Linked DNA regions of Homo sapiens: region 1 is linked to region 2. The links are chromatin contacts, found by Hi-C or POLR2A ChIA-PET in ENCODE. All regions are on one chromosome and are shown on one strand. The core of a region is the stretch at or near the end of the contact, and the rest is flanking DNA. Distances in the headings are between cores, read along the strand shown.

Region 1 (2,700 bases), core at 21-2,520, 160 kb after region 2:
CCTTGAAGGGCAGGCGGGGGACAGGTGGGCCCCCCGGAGGGTGGCGATAGAGGTTCCGAGGCTGCTGTGGAGAAATGCCCTCCTCCCTGCCTTCCCAGGCTGTCCTAGGCACCATGCTGACAGCAATCAGCACGGGAATGTCTTGGGCTCATTATCCTGGAATTGATTTTCCACTGGATTGATTTGATCTGTTTCTATGCCAGGCTGTGAAGATGGTTCAGATCCAGTTAGCCCTCGGAAGTTAGCAACTTTGAAGGCTTTTCTACAAAAACAATTGATCAGAGCTAACGTTTACTGAGCAAGGCACTTAAACATACCAAGCATTTAATCCACACAACAGTCCTATGGGGTGGGAATGATCACTAGCCCCATTTTATAGATGGGGAAATTGAGGCTAAGCAAAGCCAAATGACTTGTCCAAGACCACACAGTCAGGTGGTGGCAGGGCTACAACCCTGGAGTCCCAGCTTGCACTTGCTCTGGTGCTTGCTCCATAAATACAGCCAGGCCCTGGGCTTTCCATTTATTATCTCAGTTAATCCTCCAACAACGTTGTGTGGCAGGTACTATTATAATACTATCCCCAATTCACCAATAAGGAAACCGAGACACAGAAAGTTTGAGCGACCAGCTCAATGTCACTCAGTTTGTAAGTGGCAAAGCTGAGGACTGACCCAGGTCTGAGACCTTGACTGGACCCCACTTGTGCGCCCACTGTGTGCTTACCCATTTTGCTACAGGTGAGTACACCCAGGGGCAAGGAGAGGTGACAATGAGAGAGTGGGAAACTGAGATCAAGGTAGGAGCTGAGGATTACCTGGGGTTGAATGTTCTCCCCTCCATGTCAGTGTCTGGTGCCAGCTCTGTGCAAGGCCATGGAAGGAGGAGACGGAGTTCCTACTGTGTGCCCCGCCTCACAGAAAGTGATAAAAATTTTATTTTAGAAATATATTTAAGGTTTAAAGAGAGCCAGTTTAAGGTAAAATGTTTAAGCAAATAACAGTATAGGTGCATGCAGATGTGACACAAATGATAAAGGTGGGACGTGAAGGAAACACAGGGGCGTGGCTCTTACTCTCTATTTGTGTGTGTGCATGTCCCGTGGCGAGTCACGTGTCCTGTGGGGCCTTCACTCCACTCAGCTGTCAAAGGAAGGCATTGAGAAGAGGCATTCCTGGGACCCTCCCGGTTCTGAGGCCCTAACAAGCTCAAGTCCCCAGACCGTGAGCCCTATGTCATTTGTCAAGTGACCACTGGAGGGCGTGAGTCACACAAATTCCAGCAGCTCCGAAGCTGAGGTCTTCCCCGGTTTCCACCACCTTGCCTGACTCGGAGATGACGGAAGTGAAGTGAAGGGATTTTTACTGGAAACGCCCGGTGGTCACTCCAGGATGGACAGGCCCAGGGTGGACCAGGAAGGTGGACAAGCTTTGCTGAGTCCCTGGAGTGTGACTCAAGCTGGCTGGTGCAGGCCTGGCACTTTGCTGCTGTTTCTTTTAAAAGCCTCGTTTCTTGTCAAGCCTCCCCAGAACACCCTCCCTTCCCTGCCCTCCCGTTTTGCTTCCTGGGTGCCCGTCCTTCTAGGCGGAGAAACAACAAACAGAGTGGCACCTGGGGTAGTCCCAGGGTGTGATGGTTCAAGGGGCAAGATTCAGGGGCAAGTAGTGTATCTGGGAAGTGCAGGGGACATCAGGAGGGGAATGAGGAAGTGAGACAGAGAAAGGGAGGCAGCTGGTAAAAGTACTATAGGGCAGCTTTCACGATTTGCAACCAGACTCAGCCCCACCAGGGAACTTGAAAAATGGTGCAGAAAACAGGGCTTCAAATGATCCCATCCAAGGGGCCAGGGGCTGGGCTACTGACCCAGCAGTTCCAGAGCATCACTCATTGAGGCTGCTCCCAGGGAGGTTAAATTCCCAAGGCCTGCTGTGGGCAGAGCAGCCTTCCTTGGTTCTGGGAAAGCCCTCTAGAATTCACAAAGTGCACTGGAATGAGACGAAGACAGACGTCACTGCTACAGGGGGTTTAGAATTGGGTCAAATGGAGGAAGAGAGGTACCTCCTCCCCAGGTACAGCCTCTGAGGGTGCTGGATGCTGATCCAAGAAGTTCTAAATGCCAAGAGCTTCAGCTAAGCCCACCCTCTTGTATCCTTCCCTAAGAAGCGCTGCATCTTTGGTTAGGCCACATAAGCCCTCCGGGCCTCCCTTTCCTCAGTTAAGGGTCTCTGAGGCCTTTCCAGCTGTGGTATCTGGGCTTTCTGAGTCTCCCCACCTCATACATATCTGGTCTTTGATGCTCTTGGAAAAGTTATCTTCCCCACCAGAGTGCCCCTGAAAGGCAGAATGTAGCAACGACTGGCAACTTCTGCAGAGCCTGACCACTGTGTGCACAGAGATGTCTGGAGCATCGCTCTCTACGAGAGCCAGAAACAACCCAAGTGATCAGCATAGAGAAAGGCACACCAGGCCAGCTTTATAGTGTACCATTACGTGGCCAAAAAAAAAGTGTATTAAGAATTTTTTGGCCAGGTGTGGTAGCTCATGCCTGTAAATTCTAGCATTTTGGGAGGCTAAGATGGGAGGATTGCTTGAGCCCAGGAGTTTGAGACCAGCCTTGCCAACATGGCAAAACCCTGTCTGTACAAAAAATACAAAAATTACAAAAATTAGCCAAGTGTGGTGGTGAACACCTGCAGTCCC
Region 2 (2,700 bases), core at 79-2,578:
AGGGAGGGTGGGAGGGAGGGAGAGAGGAGGCTGCAGTGAGGGTGGAGGACTTCCCAAGTGTAGTGCAAACGGCATGATCTCTGCACAGGTGTGGATCTTGTGTGAAGCTCACTGCCTCAAGGTGGCCGTGGATGGTCAGCACCTGTTTGAATACTACCATCGCCTGAGGAACCTGCCCACCATCAACAGACTGGAAGTGGGGGGCGACATCCAGCTGACCCATGTGCAGACATAGGCGGCTTCCTGGCCCTGGGGCCGGGGGCTGGGGTGTGGGGCAGTCTGGGTCCTCTCATCATCCCCACTTCCCAGGCCCAGCCTTTCCAACCCTGCCTGGGATCTGGGCTTTAATGCAGAGGCCATGTCCTTGTCTGGTCCTGCTTCTGGCTACAGCCACCCTGGAACGGAGAAGGCAGCTGACGGGGATTGCCTTCCTCAGCCGCAGCAGCACCTGGGGCTCCAGCTGCTGGAATCCTACCATCCCAGGAGGCAGGCACAGCCAGGGAGAGGGGAGGAGTGGGCAGTGAAGATGAAGCCCCATGCTCAGTCCCCTCCCATCCCCCACGCAGCTCCACCCCAGTCCCAAGCCACCAGCTGTCTGCTCCTGGTGGGAGGTGGCCTCCTCAGCCCCTCCTCTCTGACCTTTAACCTCACTCTCACCTTGCACCGTGCACCAACCCTTCACCCCTCCTGGAAAGCAGGCCTGATGGCTTCCCACTGGCCTCCACCACCTGACCAGAGTGTTCTCTTCAGAGGACTGGCTCCTTTCCCAGTGTCCTTAAAATAAAGAAATGAAAATGCTTGTTGGCACATTCATGTGGGTTGACCATGGCTTCTTTAATTCATTTGGAGACATTTTGGAGTCTGTGGAATCGGGCGGGGGTGCTGCTGAGAGGAGTGGGATGGGAAAGCATGGACTCCCTTTGGGCAGGGGGTCCTGACCTCACACCTCCTCCCAGAGGGTCTCTTGCAAATCCCACGAGGGTGTTGGAGAAAGCAGGCTGGGGCTCTAGCCTTTTGGGCAGGAGTCTCGGACACAGGAAGGGTGGTAATGGGGGACACCAGGAAACAGCCCCATGCCTCCGAGATGGGAGAGGGGCTGGGGCAGAGCCTGTGAGGGCCACAGCAGGGTCAGAGCTGCCTCCTCAGACCTGGCGTCCCAGTGGGAGGAGGTGGCTTGGGGAGGGGGGTCAGGAGAAGCTGATCCGAAGCACCGTCTGGGTGTGTGTTCCATTGTGGGTCTCCCCGGCATTAGGGGTTAGGGCTTGCGTGGGAAAAGTGGCTCAGTGTTCATGTGTGGGGTTCTGCCAGCCACTGGGCCACTGCCCAACAGCCCAGCTCCGCGTCCACGTGATGCCAACACATCCTGCTTGGCTCAGCAAGAATCCAGTTCCTCAGGCCCCAGTGTAGTCCTCGGAGCTGGCAGCACCAGCAGCAACTGGGAGCTTGTTGGAAACGCGGCATCCCGCGCACCGCCCCCCTGCCCCGTGACACACACACATACCTACCTGAGAGATCAGAGCCTTCGTTTTCACAACACCCCAGGTGAGACACACACATTAAAGCTGAGAAGCCGGCTGGGCATGGTGGCTCACGCCTGTAATCCCAGCACTTTGGGAGGCCGAGACAGGCAGATCATCTGAGGTCTGGAGTTTGTGACCAGTCTGGCTAACATGACAAAACCCCGTCTCTACTAAAAATAATAATAATTTAAAAAAAGTAGCCGGGTGTGGTGGCGGGCACCTGTAATCCCAGCTACTCGGGAGGCTGAGGGGGGAGAATCGCTTGAACCCAGGAGGCAGATGTTGCATTGAGCCAATAATGCGCCATTGCACTCCAGCCTGGGTGACAAGAGTGAAATTCCGTCTCAAAATTAAAAACAAAACAAAACAACAACAACAACAAAAACACAAACCTGAGAAGCCCCGGTCCGGGAGCGGACTCCTGGCTGTGTTGCTGAGATGCACGGCTGTCGCGCAGGGCACAGAGCTTTTCTGGAGCCTGAGGTTGACACTACACCTTCTCCTGCCACCTGAGACTCTGCTGCTAGAAGAGGGAGGGGAGAGAGAGGGGCGAAGTCGGCTAGGGCGGCCAGGAGGCAGACACCAAACCCGAGCTGGGAGCCGTGTGTTGCTAGGACCCCAGCGTCCCCTGCTGAGCTCCTTCCTTGGTTCTGACCAGGAGAAGGAAATGGGGCTCAGTCTCTTAAGAAGCCTTCCTTGGCCAGCTCCAAACCCGGGAGGGTCCCCAATCCCTCAGACGAGGATGCTGTGGCCCACACTTGCCTCGACATGTTGCCTTCCCAGGGACCACATCCGTATGAGACAAACTCACATGGGACAGGTGGCCCCAGAGCAAAACGCTAAGACAGTGTCTAAGAAGAAGCTCAAGGCCTTCCCAGAAGCGCTGGCCTCATGTGAGAATCCCACCCACGCCAGACCCCGTTTCAGATCCTTTGTGAGGGAGGCAGGCCTGTGCCCCCTGCCCTACCACAGGTCTTTGGACAAGCAACGAAGCTCCATCTTCTGCTGTCACACCTGGCAGCCATTTCAGAGGAGCCATGGCCTGCCTGGGTTGTCCCTCTGTGGGGGATCTGTCCAGGCTGCGACACCCACCAGCTCCCCACTCTGTATAACTGAGGGCCACATTCCCTACAAAACAGCCCCCAACCCCCCTCCCCCGCCACACACACATACAGTGTGA

Evidence for each region. Hi-C counts contacts between places; a loop is a spot of excess contacts on that map. ChIA-PET counts read pairs that join two places held with the same protein, here RNA polymerase II (POLR2A). Pooled maps may share reads with other maps.
Region 1: a loop to region 2 is called in a map of HepG2, with 6 times the contacts of the local background. The contact joins two enhancer-like sites. A Hi-C loop is called at or near these places in 2 of 168 maps with a recorded cell type or tissue (HepG2 and naive thymus-derived CD4-positive, alpha-beta T cell) and 6 of 50 pooled maps. POLR2A ChIA-PET finds 5 or more read pairs at or near these places in 4 of 52 experiments (GM12878, OCI-LY7, WTC11 and 1 more).

What each region holds. Positions count from the first base shown.
Region 1 is chr17:27,804,366-27,807,065 of GRCh38, forward strand. No RefSeq gene overlaps it. Among named protein-coding and RNA genes, the nearest start is that of NOS2, 5.2 kb to the left of the region's middle. RefSeq lists promoters at 1-2,700, 1-2,700 and enhancers at 1,098-1,392, 1,120-2,167, 1,359-1,379, 1,703-1,762, 1,793-2,032 and 1 more. Within about 2 kb of position 1,271, at least 13 of the 41 ENCODE cell types and tissues checked have a DNase peak (open chromatin) inside an H3K27ac peak, as active enhancers do.
Region 2 is chr17:27,648,748-27,651,447 of GRCh38, forward strand. It overlaps LGALS9 (galectin 9), which reads left to right. Exons shown (of 11, transcript NM_009587.3): 11 at 89-813. The coding sequence ends at 235. It also overlaps the pseudogene NOS2P1. Among named protein-coding and RNA genes, the nearest start is that of LGALS9, 19 kb to the left of the region's middle. Within about 2 kb of position 1,329, at least 2 of the 41 ENCODE cell types and tissues checked have a DNase peak (open chromatin) inside an H3K27ac peak, as active enhancers do.